Linked DNA regions of Homo sapiens: regions 2 and 3 are each linked to region 1. The links are chromatin loops, found by intact Hi-C in ENCODE. Cell type or tissue: Calu3. All regions are shown on one strand. Each heading gives the region's core, and the rest is flanking DNA. Links, peaks and the distances in the headings are about the cores only. Region 1 overlaps GLO1 (glyoxalase I). Region 2 overlaps ZFAND3 (zinc finger AN1-type containing 3). Region 3 overlaps BTBD9 (BTB domain containing 9).

Region 1 (10,349 bases), core at 1,214-9,213:
ACACTAGTGTTCTTTCAGTAAAGTACAAAGTGTTTATTTTACAAAAGAGTAGGTACTCTTGAGAGCAATTCAAATCATGCTGACAAGGATACTGATAGAAAAAGTGATTTCTTCTTATTATAAAGTACATTTAAAGTTCAAGGACTAACCTTATTTATTTGGGAAAGGGGAGGAGGAAGGAAATGATATGGTACCCAGACACTGGGCTAGGCTGCAACTTTATCTCATTTAATACTCCCAGCTGTCATGTGAGAAAGAAAGCAGGCTAGGCATGTGAAATCACTTTCATGGATTATTAATGGATTTAAGAGGGCATCAATCAGCTCAACTCAAGATTTCATAATCATTTTTAGTATTTAGATTGTGCCTCAAAGTTGTAGTACCTCACAATACCTCCACTGGTTTCCTGTTGTAAAAACCTTCAGTGAGTTTGACCATTGTGCTCTTGGCTCTTGGGCTGGAGTACCGTGGTGAGGGAGTAAACACTAGAAGTCTTTAGTACAAAACTGCTCTAGGGACACCTGGTGATTCCTACACAAGTGATGTTTATATTTCTCATAAAGAGTCTTCCCTATCCCAAGGTCTTCATGATGCCAGTAGCCATATATGATAAATTATGTTCAGTGATAACTTAGTTATCAGAAATCAGCTCAGTGGTCTTCCCCGCCATGATTCACATTTGATGAGTTTTTAAAAATCAAAGTGATTTTGAAAATCTCTAATGGCTCAGAAAATAAAAACATCCAGTTTGTGGATGACTATATTTAGATTTCTCTAGACTCTAGTGGAAGACCTTTGGAAAGGCCATGCCAACCGTGCTTGTACTGCTAGAAGCACTTTATGTTTCCTTTTTGGGTGAAATGGATTTATGTGAGTGCTTTAAACAAATAGCAATACTTATAGACTGAAATAAAATGAAACTTCAAATAAGACTATGTTTAATTTGTAAACCTTTGTCCATCATGTTCTTTCTTTAAAAAAAAAAAAAAACAACTCCCCTTAGTGAGTACTGAAAGGATTTGAAAAGGCTTGTAGGCTCATTCTGAAGAGAGAACAATTGTGATTCTGTACAGCCCGTAAAGCAGGTAGTGTCTATGGATAAGGGAGTGTGGGAAAGGTGGGAAGAAGAAAGTGAATACGGAATAAAGGATTGTGGTAGATAAAGTGCAAACAGAAGAATATCAAAAGGTAAGGAACTTATGAAGACCAATTTCACATGTTGAGTGCTAGAACTGACAAACGGGAGGGCTAATACATTCACAAATTCAGTAATTTAAGCTTTATTTCCAAGGAAAGAAGCCTTCTCCACTTGCTGAGTAAAACTTGCCAAAAGATAGCCCTTGCTCATTCTTTAAATTCATTCCTATATGCATTTTTTTTAAATGTACAGTTGGCCCTTGAACAACATAGGTTTGAACTCCACTGGTTTATTTATACAGGGATTTTTTTCAAGCAAATGTGGGTTGAAAATACAGTACAAAGGGGGCTGACTTTTCATATGCCAACTGTGGGACTTAAGTATGCACAGATTTTGGTATCCATGGGCAGTCCTGGAACCAATCCTCCACATACACCGAGGGACAACTGTATATGGTAACACTACGCCTTGTTAGGGAAAAGAACAATTCACTTCCAAATTCACTTACCTGAGAAGTTGTACGAAAGTACAAAGTAGGTCACAAGAAGTAAGTTTTCTTATTTTCCATGATCATGGTCAATGTAAAACAAGTCAGTCTCCTATGAGCCCTACATAGCTAAGGCTAGAATGATTATAATACAGGTGGTTTGAATGAAGAGCAGATGGCTGAAAGGGAATCACTTGAGGCTTTCCCACACAGTATTTTGACCATGATTGCATAGAGTGTGTCTTAGTTGAGGCAATTTTAATAAAAATACCATAGACCGGGTGGCTTAAACAACAAACATTTATGTCTCACAGTTCTGGAGGCTGGGAAGTCCCAAGATCAAGGCACCAGCAGATCCAGTGTCTGGTGAGGACCCACTTCCTGACTTGTAGACAGGCACCTTCTCACTGTGTTCTCACACATCCAAGATAAATCATCTCTTAAAAGGGCACTAATTCCATTCATGAGGGTTCTACCCTCATGACATTACCTCCCAAAGGCCCCACCTCCGAATACCATCACACTGAAAATTAGGCTTAAACATATGTATGGAAGGGAGCCGCAGGACACAAACATTCAGTCCATAGTACAGTATATATAAATAATCCTCAGCCATCCAACTGATTATGAAGAGTGTTAGTAAGGATGCTTGCTATTGGCAATAAGAAAAAAAGCCAGCACTTAAGAGATTGTAAAATGGATTGGTTGACCAGGCGCAGTGGCTCACGCCTGTTATCCCAGCACTTTGGGAGGCTGAGGCAGGTGGATCACTTGATGTCAGGAGTTTGAGACCAGCCTGACCAGCAAGATGAAACCCTGTCTCTACTGAAAATACAAAATTTGCCAGGCATGGTGGTGGGCACTTGTAATCCCAGCTGCTTGGGAGGCTGAGGCAGGATAATCACTTGAACCTGGGGGGTGAGCTGAGATCACGCCATTGTACTCCAGCCTGGGCAACAAGAGCGAAACTTCGTCTCAAAAATAATAATAAAATGGGTTGGTAGAGGGTTCAGAGATAACAAGAACCCCAGATTATTTCCATCTTTCCCATCCTGTCATTTTTAGCATTTTTTCTCACTGGACCAATAATATGATCAAAGATGCCTACCATGATTCTAGGTATCATGTGTAGACCAACAATGTTGATAGGATTTGGCTGTGTTCCCACCCAAATCTCACCTTGAATTGAAGTTCCCATAATCCCCACATGTCATTGGAAGGACCCAGTGGGAGGTAATTGAATCATGGGTGTGGTTTCCCCCATGCTATTCTCGTGATAGTGAGTTCTCACGGGATCTGATGGTTTGATAAGGGGCTTCCCCTTTCTCCTTCCTGCCACCCTGTGAAGAATGATGTGTTTGCTTCCCCTTCCGCCGTTATTGTAAGTTTCCTGAAACCTTCCCACCCTTGCAGAACTGTGAGTCAATTAAACCTCATTCCTTTATAAATTACCCAGTCTCGGGCATGTCCTTATAGCAGCATGAGAACGGACTAATAGAAATGTCCAGTGAAAGAAAATATCATTTTATTCCTCATGTGTCTTTGATAAGGAGTGAAAAACCTTTCCCTAAGCTCCTCAGCAAAATTCCCGTCATATCTCAACCAGTACTGGGTCACTTACCTGTCTAATCACTGGCCAAGGGGGTGGGAACACTCTGACTTAGATGGATCGTATTTACCCAAGCTGGCTGCATGAGGGTGGACAGTGAATCAGAATTGAGACTGCCAGAATGGAGGAGCAAATAGGGGCTTCTGGGTAGGTGTAAACAGAAACCGCACCCAGAGTCAAATTAGATATTGAGAATTAGATATTAGGTGCAGAGTACTGTAAGAAATGAAACATTTCTTGCCCTCAGAGCTTAGGTCTGAGATTGTGGTTCTCAATCATATTAGACTTAGCTGACCCTGTTTATAATAACATTGTAACATAATATCTATCACATCCACTATCCTGAAATGACATTCACATGATATAACCTACTTATTGGCACGACATGAAGAAACATCAGTCAATACCTTTATGGTAATATGAAGGAGAAATATAATCAGGTTGCAATAAAATTGTGCATTTTAGTATGTCAGTGCCCACATAGACTAGAAGACAATGGAGTAGTCAGGTGCTTGCCCTTACATATGGAAGAAGAAAACATCAGAGTATTGTTGACACTCTTTGATATTTTAAATAAAGACTGAATTTATGATTCATGAAGAGCTATAATTTTACAAATTTAAATACATATTCATAACAGGTGCATTTTACTGATGACTCAAAAACATGATGTTATGTTGGAAATATTTCCCAAAATGGTGATCAATTCTTGCTAAAGTTTCGAATAAAAGAGTAACTTTTTTGTTTATAGAATAGTTTTTTCCCTAGCAAATATTAAAATTATAAATGCAAATAAGTAAGATACAAGTTGTAAGTTCAGATAATAAAAAGCAGGCTTTAATTCTTTTTTAAAATTTAGAATAGTTTTAGATTTGCAGAAATGTTGCAAAGATAGTGCAGAATTCACATACACCACATACCTAGTTTCCCCTATTTTAAAAATCTTACATTAGTGTGGGACATTTATCACAATTAATGAAACTATATTGATATTATTAACTGAAGTCCATACTTATTCCAATTTCCTTCATTTTTACCTGCTGTTTCCTTACAGGTGACATTCAGGAAACCACATTCCATTTAGTCACCATGTATCCTTAGGCTACTCCAGACTGTGACAGTTTTTCAGACTTTCCTTGTTTTTGATGACTTTGACAGCTTTGAGGAGTACTCACTAGGTATTTTGCAAAACGTTTTTCAATTGGGATCTTCTGATTTTTTTTGTCATGATAAAACTGGGATTATTGTTTTTTGGAGGAATACCACAGAGACAAAGTGCTCTTGTCACATCAAGGGGACATACTATCAACATGACATGTCCCTGATCTTACTATGTTAACCTTAATCACCTGGCAGTGGTAGTGATGAGGAAGAAACTCATTATGTAAAGCCCACACTGGCTGGGGGGAGTTATGCTCCATCTCCTTGAGGGGAAAAGTAGGCTTTTTACCTATATGAATACTCAGTGGGACTTTCCAAAGTTATACAGGTCATTACAGGATGTCTAACATCCCTGCTCACCATCCACTAAATACCAATAGTGAAACCCAACCAAAAATGTCCCACAAGTCTCCGAAGTAACCCCTAGGGGTCAGTACTGCTCTGTTGAGAACCACTGGTCTAAGATTTCCAATTCAAGTTTCCTTAGAGTGTGAATTTAAAGCATTTATAAAGAAATCTGAGTACAGAATTCCTAATTTTATGCTTTCCTCCTTATTTACAGATGCTTTTTTCCTGCCTCTAATTCAGGAATTTATTTTAGGTATTTGCCTTTGAGTGTTCTTCTTTTATATAACTTTGTTTTACAAAAACTCATATTTTACATAAACTCATTTTCTTTTTACATGAACTCATATTTTATTGCCTTATATAATATTTAATTAAATTATATATTTAAAATTACAAGGATGATTGGATTGAGCACATTGGCAGTAGACACAATCGACTTGACAAGTAACTCATCTGAGGAAGTAGAAATGCACAGAGTGGCCAACTGGTTATAGTTACTCAGCCTGACAGGGCATCAGTTCTTTATTGAGGAAATGGTGAGTGCGGTTAATCCAATAACAGGTTAAGTGGAAATTGGTTAAGAGAATTTCTACTGTAAATGCATCGATTTGAGTCCTATCAATATTAGCAAAGGCTGAGTGCGGTGGCTCATGCCTGTAATCACAACAGTTTGGGAGGCCAAGGCGGGTGGGTTGCTTGAGCTCAAAAGTTCAAGACCAGCCTGGGAAACATAGGGAGGTCCCCATCTCTAGAAAACATAATACAATTAGCCGAGTGTGGTGGTGTGCATCTGTGGTCTGAGCTACTTGGGAGCTGAGGTGGGAGGATTGCTTGAGCCCAGGAGGTCAAGGCTGCAGTGAGCTATGATTGCCACTGCACTACCGTCTGGGTGACAGAGGGAGACTCTGTCTCTAAAAATATATATATAAGAAAATATTACAGAAGATTGTTTAATGCCAGTACCTAGGATTGCTCTAGTTGTAATGAAATAGGCACTTTTATAGACTTCATCCAAACCACTTCAATTTTACAGTAAGTTTCACGAGTTATTTTATAAAGACTTAAAATGTTCACATCTTATCTGGAAATAATGTGATATTCTGGGAATTCTGTATCCTAGAAAATATTGTATCCTTGAAAATTTATTGCTTGTATCACTTTTCATAATAGCAAAAAATAAACAAATGTCCAAAACTTGGGAAATCATTAACTTTTATAGTACCCACAATGATAGAATATTATCTATTCTACTTTAACACCACTAAATTGTGTCTTTAAAGAATGCTTAAAGATGTAGAGAAATGGTTATGAGATATCCAGTGGAAAAAGCAAGTTTATGTACATTATGCTTTTGTTAGAAAAGATACATGTACACATAGAAATCACTAGAAGGAAATATACCAAATTTTGATTATTGCTGGCTGCTGGGATTACCAATGATTTTATTTCCTTCATTATATTTTTCTGTATTTTCCAAATTCTCTAAAATGAACAAGTGTCACTTTTATAACACGGAATAATTAAGTGATATTGCTTAATTTGCTAACATTTACATTTTTACCTTTTGAGTAAAATGAGGTATTTTAACAACATCTCTGCTACCCAAACTTCTATTCAGGATGGTAACATATTAAAGATTAGAAGGTACTTTTTTTTTTTATTTTTTGAGACAGAGTTTCGCTCTGTTGCCAGGCTGGAGTGCAGTGGTGTGATCTCTGCTCACTGCAACCTCCAACTCCTGGGTTCAAGTGACTCTCCTGCCTGGGCCTCCCAAGTAGCAGGGACTACAGGTGTGCACCACCACGCCCAGTTAATTTTTGTATTTTTAGTAGAGACGGGGTTTCCCCATGTTGGCCAGGCTGGTCTCGAACTCCTGACCTCAGGTGATCTGCCCACCTCAGCCTCCCAAAGTGCTGGGATTACAGGTGTGAGCCAGCGCACCTGGCCTTAGAAGATACTTTTATATATTAAGTTATTCAAAGCTCTGTATGGTTAAAATGACTTATAATTCCAAACGATCAAGTTCCATTTAGTGACATGCAAAATTTCTTTAATCATTTAAGGATAATGTTTAGTTGTGTTCTTTTTTTTTTTTTTTTTTTTTTTTGAGATGGAGTCTCACTCTGTCGCCCAGGCTGGAGTGCAGTGGCGCAACCTCGGCTCACTGCAAGCTCCGCCTCCTGGGTTCACGCCATTCCCCTGTCTCAGCCTCCCAAGTAGCTGGAACTACAGGTGCCCGCCACCATGCCTGGCTGGCTAATTTTTCTATTTTTAATAGAAACGGGTTTCACTCTGTTAGCCAGGATGGTCTCGATCTCCTGACCTCGTGATCCACCCGCCTTGGCCTCCCAAAGTGCTGGGATTATAGGCGTGAGCCACCAGGTGCCTGGCCCCAGTTTTTTGTTTCTTTTGTTGTTGTTGTTAAGTTGACACAGGTAAGTAAAAGCCCATGAAGGAAGTTAGCATTATATTTTTATCTACACTGCCTTCTCTTAGCTGATTCTGAAGGAACTTTCTTTGTTGCTAATATTCATTTTGCATTTTAAAACTGTAGTCTAAAATTGTACCATAAACCTATGACATAATTTGGCACAAGTACTGCCCTGTGTTTATTTAAGAAAATATAGCCAGTGCACGTTGAAAACCAGCACAGTAGAGTCATCAGTATTTTGAACAGCCTCACTACTCCAAGGGTGGCCCCTGTACCGGCAGCATCAGCATCACCTGGTTGCTGGTGAAAAATTAAGAATTTCAAGCTTCATCTCAGACCTCTGAATCAGAATCTGTATTTTCAAAGAATCCCCAGGTGATCTGTGTGCACAATAAGTTTTGAGAGGCACTGTGGTACAGACTCCTTTTTAAAGTCACTAGTGTCAGCAGAGAAGTACATTTATCTCCAAAATATGATTTTTTTCTCCCACTCTTTAAATATAGTAAAACTCTTGTTATTAAAAAAAGTGTTTTATGTATATAATCCATAAACACAGGAATGTAACAAGTGGAATTTTTCTCTATTTTATTCTAATTTTAAAGCCCCCACCCCCCATTATCTGAGAGGTTAGAAATTGAACCTCAAGAAATTCAGGATTTTTCCTGCTGCTTTTCTTTTCTTTTCTTTTTTTTTTTTTTTTTTTTTGAGACAGGGTCTTGCTCTATTGCCCAGGCTGCTGGAGTGCAGTGGTGCGATCTCGGCTCACTGCAGCTTCCACCTCCTGGGTTCAAGCAATTCTCCCACCTCAGCCTCCCAGTAGCTGGGATTACAGGGGCGCGTCACCATGCCCAGCTAATTTTTGTATTTTTAGTAGAGAAGGGGTTTCACCATGTTGGCCAGGCTGGTCTCGAACTCCTGACCTCAGGTGATCCACCCGCCTCGGCCTCCCAAAGTGCTGGGATTACAGGCGTGAGCCACCACACCTGTCCTGGGTAGTCTTAAATTCCTGTAATGTCTAGAAGGTTGGAGGGGACTGAGCATCTAGTCTTCCATAGGTGACCCCTTCTATGGGCATTTGACAAAATGGCAAATATCCCATTTGGTCCTTTGTTGTAAGTCTTTGTAGACTGCTATTAAACCATCATTCATTCTTATTGTTGAGGCTACTTCAAGTCTCCCTTGCTATTTGATTCTGCTATTTCCATGCTATGTTGGCATACAGAGAAATCTTTGGAGCTTAGATTTCTTCTCTACATTTACCCACAGAGCACTGAATCGGTTGCTCTAACATCAAACAAGATCATGGGAAACTAACTCTATGAAATTTATAAAAGGTCTTGCTTAATAGGCACATTTCACAGCCATTTCTTCTCAGGGATCTTGCTGAGTTCCAAGGGTTCTACTTGGGAAGTCAAATACGAGGCCCCTCTTCTTTATTTTTATTTATTTATTTACCTATTTATTTTTAGAGATAGAGTCTCACTCTGTCACCCAGGGTTGGAGTGCAGTGGCATCATCTTAGCTGACTGCAGCCTCAAACTCCTGGGCTCAAGTGACCCTTCCACCCCAGCCTCCCATGTAGCTGGGACTAAGGTGTGTGCCACCATACTTGGTTAATTTTTAAAATTTTTTTGTAGAGATGGGGTTTCACTATGTTGCCCAGGCTGGTCCTGAACTCCTGGACTCAAGTGATCCTCCCACCTCAGCCTCCGAAAGTGCTGGGATTACAGTTGTGAGCCCCGCTCCCGATCACCCCCTCCTTTTAGATTCCCAGACACCTAAGTCTCAGGACTCCATGATTTCTCTTTATCTTAAACCACAGGTGCAGAGGAAAGTTGCCGAGACCAGCTCGGTCGGGGAGACCCTAACCCAGCAGCGCTAGAGGAATTAAAGACACACACAGAAATATAGAGGTGTGAAGTGGGAAATCAGGGGTCTCACAGCCTTCAGAGCTGAGACCCCTGAACAGAGATTTACCCATGTATTTATTAACAGCAAACCAGTCATTAGCATTGTTTCTATAGATATTAAATTAACTAAAAGTATCCCTTATGGGAAACGAAGGGATGGGCCGAATTAAAGAAATAAGTTGAGCTAGTTAACTGCAGCAGGAGCATGTTCTTAAGGCACAGATCGCTCATGCTATTGTTTGTGACTTAAGAATGCCTTTAAGCGGTTTTCCACCCGAGGCGGGCCAGGTGTTCCTTGCCCTCATTCTCATAAACCCACAACCTTCCAGCTTGGGCGTCAGGGCCATTATGAACATGTTACAGTGCTGCAGAGATTTTGTTTATGGCCAGTTTGGGGGCCAGTTTATGGCCAGATTTTGGGGGGGGCCTGCTCCCAACAGAAAGTAACATCTCTTCATAGGGACTCATTGGACCTAAGGGCTCTCCCTCCTGACTCCCCTCCCTACAACTCAGAGCATGAAGGTTTAGATTTAGATTTTTGGAAGTCAAAGCCTTTTTTTGTTTTTCCTTTGGTAACATCCTTGGACCCATGATCTAGCTGCCTGAATGGGGATGGGCATTGTGTTACATAGAAATGCACGGAGAAAACATTTTAAAATATCCTGTCATGTGAATAATAGGATAAAGGACTTAGTGGGGTATGCACAGCATGATCGAGAGATCCTTACACAATCACATGAAGTGTTCTTATAGAGCCAGAGGACTGCAAGTATGAGACATGGATTCTATACTGAGAATATTATAATCTATGGAAGCAAAGTGCATAAAACTAAGACACAACGGCAAAGCAAAATATAAACAAGAATAAAGTAGGTTTAAAAGCAATACTAACTACCCTATTTGGGACTCTTCATGGGGCTATTAGTGGCAAGTTATAGCACCTGAAGGACTAGTTTGAGGCATTCACTCCTAAATGGACAGTTCTCAAAATTTGGCATGCATCAGAATCCCCTGAAGGGTGTGCCTAAATACAGGTGTCTGGGCCCCACTCTGATTCTGTGGATCTGGGATGGGCCCTAGAATCTGCATTTCTAACAAGTTCCCAGGTGCTGCTGATGCTTGTTATGGACCACACTGAGAAAAACTGCACTATCAACATGTTCCATGGATTTGTGGGTTCCACTCTACAAACTCGCTGTAAAATCATCTATTCTGCAGCCCTTCCTGATATCCCTCATCCTTTCACCTGCAGACCCACTCAACAT
Region 2 (10,349 bases), core at 857-8,856, 640 kb after region 1:
TTCAGTTTTAGTTGCTAAGATTCATTTAAGGCTCACATATTTTTAAATATCTGTATGAAATAAAAGGTCAGAATCCTTTTCATAAAGAGCTAATTGACCACCATGCTAAGCAGAATCTCCTTTTTAATTGCAATCAAAAGGCTGCACTGCATCCATCATCTCTGCCTTTACCACAGAGGAGGAAGCAAAATGTATCGTCAACATGCTAGAGGGTAACAAAGCTCTCTAACAGAGCTACTTCTACTTTTAGGGTATTCAATATCTCAATGGCTAAGAGAAGGACAGGAGAAGATGTGAAAGACTAGAGGCCTCGGGCCAGCTGATTAATCCTTGAAGACTGACTTGCTGGGCCGCACAGCAGCCCTGGAGGCCCTACACGCAGACTGCCATGAAGGAGCTGAGTGTGGCTCCTTAATGCTTTTACCCTCCAATCTCTCTGTTCTTTGGCTAATTAGCTCACGTTCTTCTTCCACATAACCCCCTCATATATAATACATACCAAGATCATGTGAAGGAAAAGTCACTCACTGCAAGAAAGGATTAAAAATGTGCAGCATGGAAAATTAATCTTTGATTCATACAACTTTGCAGTAAACATTCAGGAATATGATGGGATTGTTATCAGTTATTTCTACTTGGTGAACAGGCATCCACTTGGCTGGTCTCCAGAACAGCGCATAACCTACACGCCCGCCTTTCATTAGAATGATAAAGGTGAGCCTTTTTAAAGGGCCCAAGAAGTCTTCAGCCCAATCAAGGAGTTAGTCGTGGATGTGCACCCTTTGTGTGGCCCCATCCCAATGGAAGTGCTGCTTATGTCTCCTACTCTGGGCATGAATAAGTTGTTTGCTTTACCTACATTAAAGCATGTATACCTTTTACCTGTTAGCTGATGCTTTTCAATCAATTAAATGCTTTTCAGTCACCCAAGTTCACACGCAATCCGAGTCATGGAAAAATTTTTATCAAGAAGTTACATACGCATCTACCTCTGAAATGGTGACGGATTGGTGATTATAATGCTTGTTAAATTAGCAGTCATACTTCTCTTAAAACCAGAACTCTGACATGAATTTACAACTCAACTACCCTTTCCAGAAATTCTGTTCTACTGAACTGCTGATTGCCAGCTTGTATCAGACATCAGGGAGACAATAAGAAGGCTACACCACGAATTGGTTGTCACTCAAATAACACTAAAAATATTTCCCACTGATGGCCTGTTATGTTACGTTGTGTGTACTTACCCATTCATTATACCTTACAAACCTTTAAGAGGTTCTAAGGTAGACATGGCCAAGGGATATCTATTCTCTATTCACTAAAAGATTGAGTAGCTCAAAGAATGTGTTGAGTTGGCAGGATATATGACTAGAGTTTAGATCCTATTTAGAACATGACATTTTTCAAACTCTGAAGCAACTTGGTGTGTTACATAAAATAAGCAGAACTAAATGAAAAAGTACTGATATATAAGATAAATTCTGATTTTACAGTTTCTGAATATCTCTTCAGATGGTTTACCTTTTAAAATATGTATTTAAGACTGGCTATGGTGGCTCATGCCTGTAATACCAACATTTTGGGAGGCCAAGGCAGGAGGATTGCTTCAGACCAGGGGTTTGAGACCAGCCTGGAAAACATAGTTAAGACCCTGTTTCTGTTAAAATTTTTGAAAGAAAAAGATTTTTAATAAAAAATATATACTCATATATTTAGTATTTACATGTTAAAAACATGCTTGTCAAGTTAGTTTCTTAAGTCTCTATTTCTATGTGGATTATTTGTATAATCTCTTTATTGATAATCTCTACTTGATGAGTCTGTAATCATACCTCTTTTATATTTACTTATAATTACATTAATTTTGAAATGTATTTATAATTCGAAGTCTTGGTCTAAATCCAACATCTGGGCCCCCTCAAAGGCAATTTCTGTTTTCTGTTTTTATCCCCAGTAGGTGGTCACACTTTCTAGTTTTTCTGCATGAATTTCTGTTGAAAACTGGACATTTTAGATAATACAACCAAGTCTGGTTATGTACCCTCTATCCTCCTCTCCTATCCTATCCCTGTTCTGGTGTTGCTTGTTGTTTGTTTAGTGGCTTGGCTGGAATAATTCTGTGAAGCCTATTTACCCTGCAGTATGCAGCTTCTGATGTCCCTGCTCAGATTTTTTTCCTTGTTTTTATCTTTCAGCCTGGCTTCTTAGGGGTCACCCCTGGGTTCACATAAACTTCTTACTGGTCAAAGGTAGTGCTTAAGCTTCCTTAGCCAGTTAGATTTTCACCCTTTACTAATGAAAATATGTGGTGCTTGGAAACTGCTATCACATTTCAGGGAATATATTATTCTGTCCTGTCTTTAGCCAGGGAGAACAGACTCAAGAGTCTGGGAGAGAGGGGACCCTGAATTCTTGGCTGCACTCTCCTGGAGGAGACTTTCCATAACATGGAGCTGGGAGAGGTAATGGATGGAAGCTGGTTGTGGCTCAAATGCCACAAGGTCTCCAGTTCTTACTGAGATTTAGTAGACTTTATTGAAAGTATTTCTCCATTTGCTGTGTGCCCTTAGGACAATTTCCAGAGACTTTAAATGTTTTGCTTTAAATAATTTTAACTAAATGGCCTTTTCACCTAGAAGGTCAACCAAGCTCCACACACCAGCATTCTAGAAATTCCCACCCTAAACAATTTCTAGAAAATTAAAACATGGATATGAGATAGAATCTGCACCTTTCCTAGATTAGTGGTGTTTGCTGAGTTCTTGAATGACTCAATACTGCTTACACAACAGTTCATATTACAGAAAAAGAAAAGGCAGGAATTTGTATTAAGTACAATAAGAGAATTACATTAATGAGGATCTCCCATATGCTAATTAAGCAACCTAAGTTTACTATTTCGTCAGTGTCTAAATATAAACAATATTGATAACTCAGAACATGGGTACCTAAGAAAACAAATCACCCTCTCTCCCTTTTTGAGGATTATTTTTAAGACTTTCAAAGCTAAAATACACAATTATTATATATGTATTATCTTGGTTGCTTAGAAACCGTGAGACACGTCCTGAATAAGCAAAATTAGAGCAGCATAAGGAGGGAACCCTTTGTTAAAAAGAAGTTTAGAGAAAAATGCCTTGGCTATGATAATATATTTTGAAAATGAGACTGCAAAGTAAAGAAACATAATAGAAGATTCGGGATGTCACATGTGAAGATATTTTCTTAAGCAAAATACTTTTAAGTATTTCTTACTGCTCTCGAGTTACACACTTCAGCTATAGTTCACCAAGGAAAAAGAACTTTAATGCATGTATAAAACTTCCATAATCCCATGCATCAAAAAAGCCACCAAGAAAGAAAAGCAGGCCTATATTTATGAACCCCGAAAGCTCAACAGGAAATCAACTTTACACTAGGCCCAGGAAGTGTAAAAACTTAAATTTCCAGTAAACTGTGACTATTTAACAGCACAAATTAGAAGCAAGACAACCATCAACAATCCTATACATGTAATAGGAACCTTCTTATGTGCTGCTATTTCCATACTTAGAAAAAATAAAAATAAAAATAAAACCCTTTTTGGGAAGTGGTATGAGAACAATTGTATGTATCAAATTAAAAGTCAAATTTGAAGTATTAATCAAAAAGGCCTATGGGAAAATAAATACCATTCAATGAACAAGCTACAATTCCTGCTGAGGACTCAACTTAATTCCTCTTTTGTCTAGATCAACTTTTTAAAATGCCTAGAAGTCCCTATTTGGGGAGAAGATCCATTATCAGCTTTTGACAAAGAATCTTTTTTTCTTCCCCTTTTTAAAATATTAATTTTGAAGCCACACTGGAAAAAATGATCTTGTTTATTTTTAGTTACATTGGTCAAGAATCTTTCAAAAGATACTGCATATTTTTCAAGACAAGCCAGCAAACACATGATGTGCTCCCTCTGCTGGCTTTGCAGTAGTTCTTTCTTAGATGCTCCTTATATCTTGAACTGGAAATGCAAATACTTTTTTCCTAATAAAATAACTATCAAAGGGTGATACATCCCAGTATAATATATCAGGCGGCTTTTCAGTAAAGCAGGTTTAGCAACAGTATATTAGGCCAACCCCAATGGACTTTATCCTTTCTTATTCTGCATTATTTTCTTGCATTTTAACATCTCCATTTCTTGCATGGGTTGGAGTAGAGGTGGAGAAGGTAAAAGCTTCATACAAAGAGAAAAGGAAGAGACTAGTTTGCCCCACTAAATAAAAACACTGTAGATGCAATCTGGCACATTTAAGTTCACACAAAAGATGAAACTGAATGTAAAACATAATAGGCTTTTCTTAAAAAGCTGAGGAAATCACTGTTTAAGAAGCCCAACATTGTACTACCACTTTTTTTCAGATCCCTAAATGGACAAAAGGTTAGAAAATCAATGCACAAGCTAGAAAATATTTTTTCATTAGAAGTCTTTTTAAATTCTAGAATTTTAAGTCATTTGTAAAATAAAATTTATTTTGAAACAGTAAGTACCCTTTTAAACAAAGCTTTAACTCTGCTTGTTTAAATAAGCTATTAATTTTAATTATTTTGCCAAGTGCCATTAAATAAATGTCACAAGAGTTGTCATAGAGATACCCTGTGATTGACTGACTGACTGAGCTATCCCTGAAAGCTTTCAGAGAGAACATGAAAATCTACCTGCTTCTTGGCTATCAGTAAAACAAAAGATAGAAGGAGTTTCAATTCAAGGCACAGTTGCTAATTATGTAACAAGTACAGTCAATTATAGGCACTGACATAGAAAACTGTGGATTGGCATGTAAAATTCAGTACAAATAGAGAAATGAGTAAATGGAAAGGTGAATAATCTTTTCAGACACAGCTGAATTACTGCTTTAAACTACTAGCTGTCACACACATGCTGTTCTAATTACCTGGTTAAAGCAGCCTGCAGGCCATTCCTTGTGAACCCCTGTCTTAAAATGAGGTGACGAGGGGAAGGTTGCAATAAATATAAGTTCTATTAACTAGGTCAAACAAGTGGCTGGTGCAATGACATCAACTCTAGCTAGAGAAACATTTCAACTTGATTTACACAGAGAAAGGCAAAATTTCCTTTTTTAAAAAAATAATGAAGATTGGAAAAGCTGGATTAATATTTTCCAGCCTATTCCTGAATACAACATCCCTTCTCATTATAGATGAGAGTCTATATTATATGATGTTTAGTTTCTAGAGAGAGTAAACTAAATCCAACCCCTTTCTGATCTTCTTACAGGTCTAAATAAATTATTTCAAACAGCTCTCAGGAATTTAGCTCTTGGATAAGAGTTTACTTGCAGCCATTTTGGTTAATGTGTTTAAATTTTTCAGCTAGCAGGCTTCCATTTTTTTTCAGTAAGTTTCTCACTGCCTTCCTAAAGGATACAGCTTTAGCCCACAAAGTAACTATGACAGCCTTTGTATTAGCATTCCGGGGAGGCAATCAAGGCTTGGGTCTTATACAGAGTAGCAACATGGACTCTGCATAGTACATTCATACACACAAAACCAAAACTTATCTTTACATTTTAGTTCCTAGATTTGAATAAATAATAATAATTCAATTTCAAACACACCACTCAAATCAATGAAATGCTAATTATAAGCAAAGAAGTTTTCTACGTTCATGGTAAGATAAGACATGGCATCTACTGTGCAGGCACAACTTCAGCTAAATAAAGTTCAGGGACTCTTTTGTGCTTTGCTTGATCACCATTCCCCTCCACAGTTATTAGATAATCAACTCCTCCCAGCTGCTCTTAATGTTAGCTTTTAATAAAGAGATGAAGATATTTATCAAATGCCCTTTGAAAACAATTAGACCTCTACCTTTCCCAAGAGTTCTTCAGTACATTTTAAGTAAAGTAGGTGCTCAGAGTTTTATTCTCTTTTGGGTAATGAGGTCCATGTCTTCCTATAATCTGCTCTGACACTAAAGACACTTCCTATCACAGCTCCATGACCACTGAGCAGAGTTCAAATGACATTTCTGATACAACTTAACTGTCTCAAAGACTTGACAAAAATGTTCTCCACAAAATTATTTCTATTGGTGAAACTTTCAAACAACTGACATATTCAATGATAAAATAGTTAAATTATAATACGTCCTTTTAGCCTAGGATTATACCATTAAGAACATTTTCAAATATTATCTTTGCTATAAAATATAAATCTTGTAACTATTATATTGATTATATTACAGTAATCTATAATAGTATTACTAGCACTCTTATAGTAACATAGATAAATGCTCATAATACATTAAAAAATGCAGCATACAGGCCAGGCATGGTGGCTCACGCTTGTAATTCCAGAACTTTGGGAGGTTGAGGAGGGAGGATCACTTGAGCACAGGAGTTAGAGACCAGCCTGGGTAACATGACCCAGACCTCATCTATACTAAAAATCCAAAAATTAACTGGGCATGGTGCCATACCCCTGTAGTCCCAGCTACTTGGGAGGCTGAGGCGGGAAGATCACTTGGGTCCAGGAGATTGAGGCTGCAGTGAGCTATGATGACACCACTGCAAGGACCTGGGTGATACAGCAAGACCCTGGGACAGCGTGGGGCGGGGGGGGAGGGGCAGAATATGAAACTGTAAGTTGGAGTCTACATATGCATAACAAAGGAGATACATTAAAAGGTATTAAAATGGCTACGTGGGTACTCTACTGGGCAATTAAGTGTTATCTCAATTAACCAACAAAACTTTAAGGCGGTTATAATTATTAATATCTTCATTTACAATTGGAGAAGCTAAGGCTCCTAGAGGTTAAGAAATTTGCTCAGAATCACAAAGCTAGGAAGTGATAGAGTCAGGATACAAGTACTCAAGTCTACTGGACTCCAAAGTCTGAGAACTTTCCTCCAGCACGAAAGAAAGATGCCATAACTGAGACAGGCTTGCAAGTATATAATGAATTGAGGACAGGACTGAACATGCTAAAGGGAGTTTGTTGTTTCCCGAAGGGCAAAGTAAGAAAATGGCTGAGCATAGTGGGGTCACAGATAAAAGTTTAAGGCATAAAACATAGATCTGCTGAAGATCAGGAGAATGGCTTAATGACAATAGTAGTATAGAAGATGAATCTGAAACTTTATTAAGTATTGAGGAGATGAGTCAGAAGGTGAAAGAAACTTCTAGCAAAATCCAGGTATGTGATTACAGAGTAACTAAGTATTTTTGAAAAAGAGGGGACCCAAATACAGAGGCAAACAAACAGGTAGTAGCACCAAGAACGGAGAAGAAACAAAAAACTACGTAGTGAAAAAAGCAGCACCTTGGATACAGAAAGACCTGGGTCCTATCTTGGCTACGTAACCTTAAGAAAGGTTGGCTCTTTCCACTGGTTGTATCCTTGATCTATCACATTCTTATTTAAATTACTTTTACCCCATCTCAGGTACAACTTAGAACCCTAGCAAGCTTTTGCACCATTTATTGCCCTCTTTCCATTATGTTACTGCCATCCATTGTGGTTTTGCATCTATTTTCAACTCCAGAAGACACTAGAATTGTTAGTTTTCACAATCAACATTCATTTAAACAACAATTTTACTTCATCCTCTGTTCTCCATTCCTTCTACCACTTTGTCTGGCATCCCCTTACCCCCATGAAGTTTTTTTCTTTTTTTTTGTACTTCTTTCAATGCAGACCTGTAGGTCATAGACTCCCTTGGTTTTTGTTTGGATAAAAATGTCTTCTTTCCTTTATTTCTGCAGGGTATTTTCCTTGTGCTTACATTATAACTTGACAATTGTTTTCTTTCTCCCCTTTTAAAGATGTCTTCCTACTGCCTTCTGGAGTTCATTGTTTCTGTTGAACAATCAGTTGCTGGTCTTATCACTGCTTCTTGGAATGAAATGTGTCCTTTTCTCTGAATACTTTAGTTTGGGGTAGCTATATTATGATTGTTCCCCAATTCTCTGTTGTCCCATATGGTGAGCTTTACCACAGTAAGTACTGGTGTGAATTGCTCTATATTTTGTATGTTTTGATGATACAGCTATAGAAAATACCCAAACTGAATTATAATGAGAAAAAAACAGTGCTTACTGTGGTAAAAATATATGCATATATTTACAGCCAGGTGCAGTAGATCATGCCTGTAATCCCAACACTTTGGGAAGCCAAGTGGGGAGGATTACTTGAGGTCAGGAGTGTGAGACCAGCCTGGGCAACATAGAGAGACCCTGTCTCTACAAAACAAAACAAAAAAAATTTTAAAGGAAAAAAAGGAAGGAAAGGAAAGGAAAAGGAAAGAAAAATAAAAGATAGATTAGACATGAAAAGAAGACCTTCTCAGGCTATATATATATATATATATATATATATATATATATATATATATATATATATCCAGCAGAACTACATAACAAGAAATGCTAAAGAAAGTTCTTCAAGGCAGAATAAATTTGATACCAGACAGAATCATGGATCTACACATAGAAATGAAAAGCACTAAATACAGAATAATTTAAGGCAAATATAAACTTTATGTTTTTCTTATTTGTATTTGCTCTAATCAGTAAAAGCTTAAAACAAACATAGTAGCAATGTTTTGTGTGTTTAAAGCATATGCAAAGATAAAATACATGACGATAATTTATACGATTACTGGAAATGCATGAGGATTGCCGTTACTTCACATCCTCACCAACGCTTCATATTTTCTTTGTATTTCCCTGATGACTAAAGGTTACACATATTTTTCATGTGTTTATGAATATCTCTCCTTTTTAAAGTACCCAAATTTTTGCCTATTTATCTATAAGGTTTTTGAGGGGGAATGTCTCTTCAATTAATATGTAGGTATTCTTTATATGTTTTGGCTATGTGTCCATACTTTAGTCATTGCCTGAGATTATGCCAATTACAACCATAAATGCTGTGCTGTTTCACTGGTGTTAGAGAGATCCAAATGAATACTTAAGAGAAAGAAAAGAAATCACAAGGAAGACATTTCATTACCCAACTTTTAAAAAATGCTTTGCTTGCTGGTATTTAGTAATACAGAAACTGATTTAGTAGAAATAAAGTCAAAACATAAAACGAAAATCAGAATAGCTATTCTTCCTGAAATCCAAAGGCTGAAAATTTGTATAATCAATTTATTCTGGTTACCCTGAGATCAGCAGTCAGAAAGAAGGGCCACCCACCCGTACTCGTTTGTAGATATGGCCTGATGGAGACATTTCAAAAGTGTTTTATAAGCTGTACTATTTAAATAAGATGAGTAAAGAAGCTTGATGGACTTTTAAATGGCTTTTCTACAAACTTTCATTTTATCAAGGTAAGAGAGTTCAGATAAAACTAAAATAGCTGTGCATGCCCAAGACTGAATATTTGGGTTCTACTAACTTATTTTTCTTCCACCGGTTATTATGTAAAGTTCAATCAAGACAGTCGAGAAAGACATGATTCTGTAATGAGAGACAAGGTCAACCTCACTGAAAACACATTTAATCAGAAGTCATTAAAACAATTTCTTACAAGCAAAAAATAGAGCTTGATTTGGAATGGACTATTCTGCACCATGCCTTGCTTCACAAAGAAAGGAAAAAGCCAAGTCACCTAGCTATACTCTGTAATAGAATTCTACATAGAATACAGGAAATGTATCCATGATAACCAGAAGCCACACCAAGACCCCACAGAATCACTTCAAGCCAAGGTAAAGAGCTACAACTTGGAATTTACTCACTGGCACATTAATTTTGAGCTTATTTTGTTGCTACACTGCAAAGGAGAGTTAAGTGGATTCTTTACTACAATAGTACCCTAGGTCAGGCAGACTTTAGTCGCAATGGGACACTACCCCTGGATCTAATCAAGCAGATCAGCAGTTGCCTGAGAAAATTAATTCAAAACAAGGACATCTTGACTAGACAATAAATACAAGCAAGCATGGAATATAGACCACTATACATTCAAATTTGTAATTTACCAAGGTTGTGATAAGACACTTAAAAAAAAAAAGATAATGTGAGGGGAATAGAGTATTTCTAAAAACTGTAATACAACACAGAAAATTTGGTGTAATGTGTATCTAAAATTCTCTTAATAATATATCTACTACACTAACATATAGGTCCTATAAACCCTACTCAAAATTAACAATGCAAGCTAGAGACTTGTTTTCTAACTCATATACATCACTGTCTTGTACAAGTATGCCACATAACATGAGTACTCTTAAAACTAAATTTCAATATGAGGCACAAACTACAGAACAGAGAAAAGGAAGGAAGTGCTTTAGCCTGTTCTTGGAACTGATTGTCATTCTAGGATACTGGCTGAAG
Region 3 (10,349 bases), core at 915-8,914, 180 kb after region 1:
GAATGTGGGCACATTTAGACAGGAAAACTTATTCAGCGCTCTGACAGTTCATATGTAACATACCTGGTTGTTTGAAAGCAGGAACAAGATGTCAACAGAATATCGTATTTACTCACAGTCCTAAGACAGCATGCTGCACCTTCAAGTTCTTGTTGCTATCAGAATACTGTGAGCAAACGAGGGAAATAATCTATGGTGTTTTGTTTTGTTTTTCTCTGCATGGTAATATAGAATCTATTGTAGTGTGAATAAAAGAAGTCACAAGAGATTCATTACTGTTTGTGAAGTGTACTGTCTGTGTCTTTCTGCATGGGATTCTTTATTTTACTTACAAAGCAGATATAAAAATTAGAATTGAGATGATAGAGAATATATATTGCATAAATAAGCAATTTAAACAGAAGTTTTACCATTATAACAAATAAATACCCTGCTTCAGAGGTTGGAGATTAGAATCCTGTTACATTAAATGCTTGACAATTAATTAGCTATTGTCTATAAAGTTCCCAAGATGACAAGTTACTTAAATACTATTATTAGGAGTAGCTGGATTAGTAATAATAGTGTTCAAGTGCCATGGGCAACAATGAGGAGATTTTAAAAATAAAGAGAAATGCATGTGATCACAGAGTGATTTGTGTGCTGAATGCAGAGCGGGCGGTCCCTGTGAGCAGTGTTTTCTGAGACTGCAGTGTACAATGGGCAATACTTGGCAGTGTGCTGAGGAGGATGAGACAAAAGTGCTTAATTTGTTAATATTTTTTCTCTGTTTTTTTTTTTGGTGTATTGCTTAACCTCCTGTCAAAATAGTGTTCACTTAGCAAAATTAAAGAGAAAATAAGAAAGCGGACGAAAATAGGCTCAGCAAAAGACCAACTATAAAAGATGAACCTCTCGCAGTTGCTGACAGGCATTGTTTAGACTCCAGTTATGTTAGATCATTCATTACTATGGCTTCTTTCTTTTAAATGACACATAATTGATGTGGATAAAAATGTGTGGGGATTTAACTTGATTGTACAGGTCTTTGTTCTGTGGAATTTATATCTTTAGGGCTCCATTTGTTTTGAATGTAATTTTGTGAGAAAATCAACACAGAACTGAGGTCTGCCTCAGTATCAACTGGGGTGGGGCGTGGGGGGTTACCAAAGTAGAGGGTACACACATCCTTGGTGTGGATAGTGACGCTTACAGGAGGAGTGGTCCGGGGCTTCTTGGGTTTTAGAATCAAATAATTTTGAAATTGGATGGTGTGTAGAAATAGTGGTGCTCACCACAGGTTTCATGTGTCCCCTTATGTTGCCCAGCCTTTGTTGCTATTGGATTTGGGCTTTGTGACTTGCCCAGGCCAACGAGCTATGAGTGGAAGGGATACAGGACACTTCTGAGCCAAGGCATTTAAAAGCTAGTATTCCTCTTACATCCTTTTCTGGGTTACTTCTTGCCTTGTTTTTTTTTTTTTTTTTTAGTACTAGATAGAAAAAGATAGAACCATACAAATTTTGAAATATATGTGTCTCTAAATAATGAAAGAAATTTAGCTTATGTGATGTAGAACTGTTTAGTACAGTCTGTGAAGAAATATGCTTAGCATTCTCTTGCCCATGAACATGGAGTGTGGATGGCAGAGTCCAGCTCTGGTGTTGTGACTCATCCTTGATACCTCACCAGTCCTGGAACAACCTAGTTGTGGAAAAACTGGGATAGGTTGGATTTGGTTTTAGATATTATAGACAGGTGCGTCAGGCAGCTGAATTTGTACAGTAAACCACTTTTGTAAATGATCAGATTTCTGTGTCTGATAATTTGTTGGGAATCACTTGGATGTTGGTTGTGCTGGAAATTCTTATTAATGTGAAAGACACTTTATAGTTATTGTTTCCATAAAGCCAACAAGATTCAAACATAACAGTATTGAGACCAAGGGGCATCTCAGCCTTAAATCCATTTTTCAGCATGCCTAACACACATTATTCTTATTAAATACCTCTTTCTATAAACCTAGCTGTTGCTACCTCAGTGGGTTGCTTGCAGTTTGACTGTAGCCTAGCTTGCTTAATTAAGACTTAAAATAATACCTTCGGTTCTGCCTGGGACTTGAGAGAATAGCCAGCTCTGAAGCCTTTGCTTGCTGTAATGGTTGCTCAGTAGTTGGAGTTTTGTAGCAACAAGGTTTGGAAATCCTCTACCATACAATGGTTTTTATTGTTAATAGGTCTAGTTGTAAGTAGTCATCCTTTTTGACATCAGTTCCTTCTTGCTGAATACTTTATTCTTCTCAGTTTTCTTTTCCTCCCTTTCATCTTTTCTGCTCTCTCCTTTCCTCCCCTTCACTGCCTTTCTCGTTCTCTTTCTTTCCATATCATGAACTGGTAAATTTGCAAAAAGGGACTCCATACTGCTGCCATGTGTAGGGTCCGGGAAACCTGATCATTTTGAAGAGCTAGCCCGTTCTAATGCTATGGTTAGGAAACATCTTACTGAATGTTGCATCTTTTGTGATGTGTGAAATTCCAGAGGAAGTACAGTTTGGGGAAAAAAAGTGTATCCTTGGGACCTACATTAGAGAATATAAATCACAAATCAATATACAGTTCAGATAATACTAGATCGTATACAGCAACTGCCTGTGACAGCAGTGGGAGGTGGGAAAAGTCCCCTCCCTGTGTGCATTTTGAGAAATACACTGTTTTTATTTGGTACAGTTGCATATTCATTTCTAACAGACTGCATCCTAAAAGAATTGGACTTTTATAGATTCCATGAATATTCAGAGAGTCACCAAAACCAATTTTGTCCTTTACCTTATGTGTCTAGACCCATCTGTCATTTGCTTGCTAGATGGTCATAGTTCTGTATTGTGGCATTTGTCTTTTGAGAAAAAGGTATTTCCCATGTTGATAAGGGGGCATGCTGGTACCTTTGCTTCCCTGCTTGAAAGTTTTCACCTTCAGGGTGGATCTTGGTGAGAGCATGTGGCTAGGCCCTGGCTACTTTGCTGTCTGCCACCAGCTCTCTTAAGCTTTTAGGGCATTGTTTTAGACACTAACGTAGCAAGGGAAGGCATGATGGCTGTTGCCACTAGTAAGTCATAGGGTACTTGGCAAGCTGGCAAAAGCTAGAAGCCTCATTCATTTGCATTTTAATTGGAATGACCATTAGCCAAAAGCCCGAATTTTTAAAATTGTCCATTGAGTCCTTTTTCCCTTTACCCTCTCATTTTCCTGAAGCTGATTTCCATCTCTCTCTCTCTTTTTTTTTTTTTTTTTAAGAGACAGGGTCTTGCTCTGTCACCCAGGCTGCAGTGCAGTGCAGTGGTGTGATCATGTCCTGCTGCAGCCTCAACCTCCTGGGCTAAAGCAGTCCTCCTGCCCCAGCCTCCTGAGTGGTTGGGACTACATGTGTGTGCCACCGTGCCCAGCTAATTTAATTTAATTTTTTTTTTGTAGTGACAGAGTCTCCCTGTGTTACTCAGGCTGGTCTTGAACTCCTGGGCTCAAGCAGCCCTCTCACCTCAGCCTCCCAAAGTACTATGGTTACAGGTGTGAACCACTGCGCCTGGCTGATTTGCATCTTTAGAAAAATGTGTTTCTCAACATTTAAAAACTCATGTCTCTTTGATAAACTTACAAATCTTACATCTCCTTTAATATTATTTAAAATATTATAAAAAGTAAGAATTGTAATAAAAGAAGGCAGTGACAGCCTGAGAAGGATGCCCTTTCTTTCCTTCAGTCGTGTGAGTCATGTGTGAAAGTGGGGCTGGCTTGCTTGCCCCAAGTGTTTTTCCTGTTCTTGCCAGTGACAGAGCACAGAGGAGGTCACTTTCACATCAGGCCTCTTCAGCTGCTTTGTTTTCACGGTCACAACGGGCAGAAAGCCTGCTTTGCAAATGTTGTGTATTTTATTATAATTTTGAAAATGCTTTTTTAGATGACACATGTGCCCATCTCTTCTCTCCAAAGGATTCTGATATGACTCCCATACCATTTCTTACCACCTCACTGCTCTTAATACTTAAACATGAAGAAAGAGACAGAAGAAAGTAATTAAGATGGGATAAGTAAGACATTCTTATTCATGAGCATATTCTGTCTGTCATCATCCCCACGGGGCTGTTATTGCACCTCCTCTTCATTGTTATACCCCCGCCCCCCCGCCCAGATGCACCTGCACGGTCATTTGAGCCCTGTCCTCCAGTCATACTTGGATAAGAGGAAGCCAGCCTCACTGGTTCCATCACAGTTCTAACTGCTGTATAGAGTTCTGTGGTGCCTTAAGTAATACGATTATGTATAGAAAAGCTGGGTGCAACCAGTAGCACATGAAGCACATAACAAATGCCAATTCTGTTCCTTTTCCTCCCCTTTCCAGAATTCAGTGTGTTTGCTTCCAGAACCATCTTTGGGTCTTCTAATGTATAATAAAGAAGGACAGGTTTTTCATAGATGAAATTTTGAGTGGGTTTTATTGATTCACCCATGTGACTCCATACCTGCTAACTCTGGTTCCAGTCCTCCTTCTGGTGAAAATAGGTCTTCTGCATTCTTTTGTTGGTAAGAATAGATGGAGAAGAGAACTAACATTCTTTGAAGATCTCCCGTGTGAGTTTCAGGCAGTCAGGCTTAGTTATTTCATTTGCATCATTACAATGAATCCTCACCACATTCCCATGAGATGGGAACAATTATCTTCATTTCATAGATGAAGAAACGAAACACAGAGATGTTATTTGCCTGTTTTGATCTGTAGCGGTGGAAACAAGATGCAAGGCCACAGCCATTGTTCTTGACATTATATAGAGTTGCTTTGTCGGTTTCGGTGAAAGGTATGATTCTTTAAAACATGCTTAAACTTTTCTATTCTTTGGGTAGGCAGAAAAGGGAAAAAATAGCTAGTTATTATTATCCTTTTGATAGCAAACTCCCTCATGCTACCTAGTAACTATTTGGTATAGGATCCGGGGCAATGCTTGTATGCCCCCAGATGCCTTGCAGTATTTATTTGGCAGACCAAGAATATTATAAGTGTTTACTCTATGGCAGTAGTTATTAAAAGTGGAATTATGATCTCTTTTCATTGTGAGAAATCAATGTCTTTTCAAGAATAGGAGTATTTTAGATTGGCCTAAGGGAGCTTTTCTGGTAATCTGCAAAGGTAACCAAAGGGTTATCTTTTCCTACTTCCACAGAAAAATATTTGGATCCATTTTAATAGGAGTTGTAATAGTGAAAGAATGTGCATACAGTGAAATCTTTTATACTGTTATTTAAAAACAGAAATGTTCACATATAGAAAAAATGAGTAAAAGATATGCTTACAACTTTGAACTCACCATATGTACTCATCATGATGTATATCAGGCAAAATAGAGTTCCATAATTTGTATAATCTTACTCTGGAGTTTGGATTTTAACACTTAAGAATTCATTACTACTACTCTAGTGCTGGCATTCGCCATTATCTGAGGCGTATAGAGAATTCCCTCTCATTGCAGTTGTCTGTGTCCACATTAGGTTTGTTTTGTTTCGCTTTGATTTCTTTTTTACTTTTCAGAATATTTCTGAGGGAAAACAAATCAGATTTGAATAGAAGAATTTTAATTTGGTGAGGGAAATTTGGCAATAGAAAAATGGTTTGATATTGAAAATATGTGCTGAGATAAACAATTATATTAAAAGAGAAAAGAAAAAGGAGCTAATGTTACCAGCTTAACACCATTCAACATGAAAAGATTTGCTACTGAACTTTGTCCTTTGAAACTGCATTTTGAAATTTGGCCACTGGAGGGCGCTGTGCTACTGCAAACCACTTATTCAAGTCAGAAGTCATCGAATCTCTTCATTTTTTCTTCTCAGTAAAAAGATAAAGGATTTATATTCTTGTAATGCCAAATCAGTTCATACTTAACATTCAGCCTTTAGCTGTGGAAACTTGTTTGAATGACAGTAATGGCTTCATTTCAAGTTATCGAAATGTTTAATGCTGTGTAATTTACTCAAATGTGTGTAATCCTTTATTTAACTAGATGAAAATAATATACTGTTAACATTGGTTTTTAGCATTAATTAATGTGACTAATTAAAGTTAAAAACGCTAAAACCAATTTCCCTGTTTTGTTGCATGATGAGACTGTAGAGTTTTCCTCTGGCCCAGACTGGTTTGGGTTCAGTGCTCATCTCCCCACAGCTAGCTCCATCCCCACACGTATCCCTGATGTTTTTGTAGTTAATTTGATTTCAGTGTACCAAAGGCTACTCTTGGTAGCAAAACTGACTAACTATAGATCCTTTTCCTCCTAAAACCTGTCTTCGCAATGACAGGAATCTCCTAACATCACTTTATTATTCCAAAATGAATGTAGCAATGATTGAAATCACTAAATTACTACCAGCACTTAAACAGAGAGAAAAAAGAACAAAGCATGTGCTGAGATCACTAGTCCTGGCAAATAGGAGATGAGTGAGACCTCATTTTCCTCAGGAAAAGGGAGAACCTCAGTATTCCTCCCAAAGACCCCGTCAGCACAAATATTGTTGCCATCCACTATCAATAATAAGGAAAAACAAAACTAAAAGCCCCTGCTGTTTACAAAGTCTTAGTCTGGTCTTGGAAATTGGGTATAAGTCAAAACCAGGTAACACGTTTCTGGCCGCCTGCATCTACTGCTGTGATGTGTTACATTAAAACTACCTATTACAGTTCTGTGTTTGTAGGCATAAATAATTCTTTCTCATTAAACATTGCTCCTCCAGGGTTTCAGAGAAAGGAACGTTTTTACCCAGTGTAATTGTTGATAAATATCCTTTATTCAAAGTAATCGGTAGGTTATAGCACACTTTCTTATTATTTTAAAACTCATGGAATTTTTGTATGTAAGTTGAAAAATTTTTTTCTTTTTTGCTTTAATGAGTAGTATTGAATGGACAATTTTTTAAGGGTTAAAAATGCAGAAGTATCTTATTTTTAGATCGAATTCTAGATTAGAATTGTCTAGGTTTAAAGAACAGCTATAAACATAATTTGCCAACTCCTTCACATAGTATTTTATATCATCATGTAATTTTTTTATGCAGTGGTACTGTTTATTTTGTGAATAAAATCTTAAATCGAAAGTGTACATTTAATTTAGAGCAAAATGCAACTTTATTATTAGCATATTGACAGTTTTTTGGTTTATCAACACTTTAAGAAAAGAATTGATATGCTATTTGTGCCACATTATAATTTTCCTTACCATAAAATGTCAATATTATACATACACACAAAATAGTTCTCTTAGTTGATTAAAACAAATAATTGAAATAAAAAATTATGTTTATTCTTACATGTATGCCATGTAGCACTTTAAGGAGATGAGTTTATGAAATTCATGAATGAGAGGATGATGTAAGTTTAAAAATCATTATTTTAGTTGCTTTATTCTTCTATTTTAAATTCATAAATAACACAGGTGGCCTGTATTTTGAAAAGAGCCCTTTCCTCCATTTGAACTTTATAAACACTGAGGCAGTAGGTGTAAATATTATCTCCATTTTATATTGAAGGAAATGGGGCCATAGGAAGATGAAAATTACTTTCCCAAGATCATAGAAATAGCATGGGCTAAAGCTAGGGCTGAGCTTCAGTTACCTGCTCCTGGTCAGTGTTCCTTCCTGCACATCTCCCTCCTTTAAAAACTTAGGGTGCAGTCCTGAAGGGGTGCTGTTGAACCCTGAATGGAGACTGTGAACCGAGATCCCAGGAGAGGCCTTTGGATGGAAAGGCTGGCCTTTGTTTCTTTGTGTATTATAGATTGATTTAGGCTGTTTCTGTGGGCCCATTTTCTCATCTCTAAAGTGGGACCCGGTTAATCTTTTTTCAGTTGTATCCACAACAGAGTAAACAATAATGGAGATTTAATTTATTGAGAACTTTGAGCCTGAGGGTAAAAGCTATTTGTAGTGTAGTTTTTGCCCTTCTGTGTTTTTTGGAAAAGGAAAGTTACTCTTTCCTTTTTATTTACATGAAAGACAGCAAGCTTGAAAAAATTAAGTATTGGAAGTGAACAGATGAGCCATCCTTCATCACAGAAACCCAAGGAAATATTACTTTAATGATTCTTAATACACTCCATAATTACTCTTAATACACCCTGTTGGGCCAGGTGAAAGACTCAGGATTTGTTTTTCTTCCTTCATTGCCTCATTGCTTTGTGGTTTCTTCTCATTTGAGAATGAGATTTTTTTTTTAAAGAATGTATTTATTGGTGTGTGATAATAGGCTAATTTTTTAAAGAGATGCAATGTCATCAGTGTTTGACTGCTAAGATTAAAATAAACCATAAATTAGGACATAACATTTCCTAAAGACATTTTATGTTTTAATCAGTGCTAAAATAAAATGGAAAGGATAAATAACTACTAAAGTAGCAATAAAGTGAAGAAAACAGGTGTTATTACTTAATTTATGCAAGAAAAAATAATTGTTAAATACACATAAATAAAATACTAGTTAGTTAGCAATGGTAGGTAAGGACTTTAGCTCATTAATGTGATTTCTCATGACCCTGTGTCACCTGGACTCAGGGCTTTGTTGGTGGCACCCACAACACAATGCCACTATTATGTAACTAACACCTTGCCTTTCTTGCCAGCACCTTAATACTTCAAAGCACATATTCTTATTTCACGATATTGTGTTTGCGGGTATTTCCACGGGACAGAGGACATCACTTTCATCTGTACTACAAACCTGCCAAACTGTCTTGAGACCATTTCTTCTCCTATGCTTGAGTTTCGTTGTCTTTTGTCCCTTTTGTTTTTATGATCTGATCTATACCAGCCCTCAAAGAGATCTCTCTCAACATGATGACCCTCATGAACAGCTTTTCCCTTTTACATCAAAACTTGTACCACTTTTGTCATCCACATCCCTTTTGGATCTTTTTATTCTGGCTTTTATGCCCATATCCAACATTTATAATCCCCCAACTGGCTTAGAGGAAGTCACAGTCAGATTACCTGGTGCCTTTTCTGGGAAAAATCTATGCACTAGAAGTAAGCCCTTTTTCAGTTTTGGTTCTCTGCTGCCTTTGACTTTCCAGATCATGCTGATTTACTTGAAATAAATTCTATAAGCCACATGTCAAAAGGGCTGCAAGTTTTCTCCTGTCAGACATTCGTTTTTACCATCTCTCACCTTCTTCCCTCTTCTCACTGACAGGTCTCTCTGGGGTTGTGGATTCTGACTAGCCTGGAACATCTAGCACTGACTTCCCTTCTTTCACATGTCAAATAAGAATGAGCATTAGAACTGGATGTGTCGGCCGGGCACAGTGACTCACACCTGTAATCCCAGCACTTTGGGAGGCTGAGGCGGGTGGATCACCTGAGGTCAGGAGTTCGAGATCAGCCTGGCCAACGTGGGAAACCTGGTCTCTACTAAAAATACAAAAATTAGCCAGGCCTGGTGGTGCACACCTGTAATCCCAGCTACTCGGGAGACTGAGGCAGGAGAATCTCTTGAACCTGGGAGGCGGAGGTTGCAGTGAGCCGAGATTGCGCCACTGCACTCCAGCCTGGGCAACAGAGCAAAACTCTGTCTCAAAAAAAAGAAAAAAGAAATGGATGTGTCTTTTGAGAGTGTAGTGTCCATACCTTTCATTTTGTTGACAGAGGGTTATGGTACCCAGAGAGAATGGGAGATTTGCCTAAGGACTTGCAGCAAGCAAGCAGCAAACCCAGGACAAGCATCTGGGCCTCCTGACTCATAGTCCATCTGGTAGCGTTTCTACTCCACATTCCTTCCATCTGGCCAACACTGAGTGGAACCTCTGCAGGCTGTGCAGATTTGGGGGACTTACACTGGCTGCTTTTTAGAAACTAATAGGTCATTAGCCAGCTTCGGTAGATCATCCCTTATATGGCATTACAAAGGACAAATGCAGAGGATTTGACTAGCTGGAAATGCTACATTTCAAGATTAAAACAACAACAAATTAAAAAGACAAAATTAAAAGGCAAATGGAAAAGTGGGAAACATACAATATTTGTGATAGAAGAAAAGGTTAAAATCTTTTCTGTTTGGCTCTTATCATCAAAAAGAAGATGAATACCTCAGAAGAAAAATGGGAATAGGACGTGTGACATTGGGAATAGACAATTCACAAAAGATGGCATATAAATAAATGCCATGTGAAGAAAGGATCAACGTCAGTGTGAAACAAAGAGAAACCATTTCATGCTTATCAAATGGAAAAATATTTTGAATAATGCTCATAATCACTGTTGGTGAGGGCGAGGTAAAACATTCTTTCTATAAGCTGGTCCGTCCTAGAAGTTACAGAAATTATTATACATACACACAAT

What was found. Peaks named below come from ENCODE experiments on the same cell type or tissue, not always from the same donor. Only the 100,000 strongest peaks of a DNase experiment are listed, where the experiment ranks them.
Region 2: it touches region 1 in a loop (2.6-fold over the local background); 12 of 110 quality-filtered maps call a loop at or near these places.
Region 3: it touches region 1 in a loop (4-fold over the local background); 26 of 110 quality-filtered maps call a loop at or near these places.

Annotation. Positions count from the first base shown.
Region 1 is chr6:38,666,526-38,676,874 of GRCh38, reverse strand. GLO1 (glyoxalase I) reads left to right here. Exons shown (of 6, transcript NM_006708.3): 6 at 1-950. Among named protein-coding and RNA genes, the nearest start is that of GLO1, 31 kb to the left of the region's middle. In Calu3, for the core only: no CTCF peak of the experiment used is centred there; a DNase peak (open chromatin) is centred at 4,804.
Region 2 is chr6:38,028,109-38,038,457 of GRCh38, reverse strand. All of the region lies in intron 2 of ZFAND3 (zinc finger AN1-type containing 3), which reads right to left. Among named protein-coding and RNA genes, the nearest start is that of ZFAND3, 210 kb to the right of the region's middle. In Calu3, for the core only: a CTCF peak has its summit at 3,998 (motif pointing left); no DNase peak of the experiment used is centred there.
Region 3 is chr6:38,489,576-38,499,924 of GRCh38, reverse strand. The region is part of intron 6 of BTBD9 (BTB domain containing 9); the gene reads left to right. Among named protein-coding and RNA genes, the nearest start is that of BTBD9-AS1, 13 kb to the right of the region's middle. In Calu3, for the core only: a CTCF peak has its summit at 5,780 (motif pointing right); a DNase peak (open chromatin) is centred at 5,784.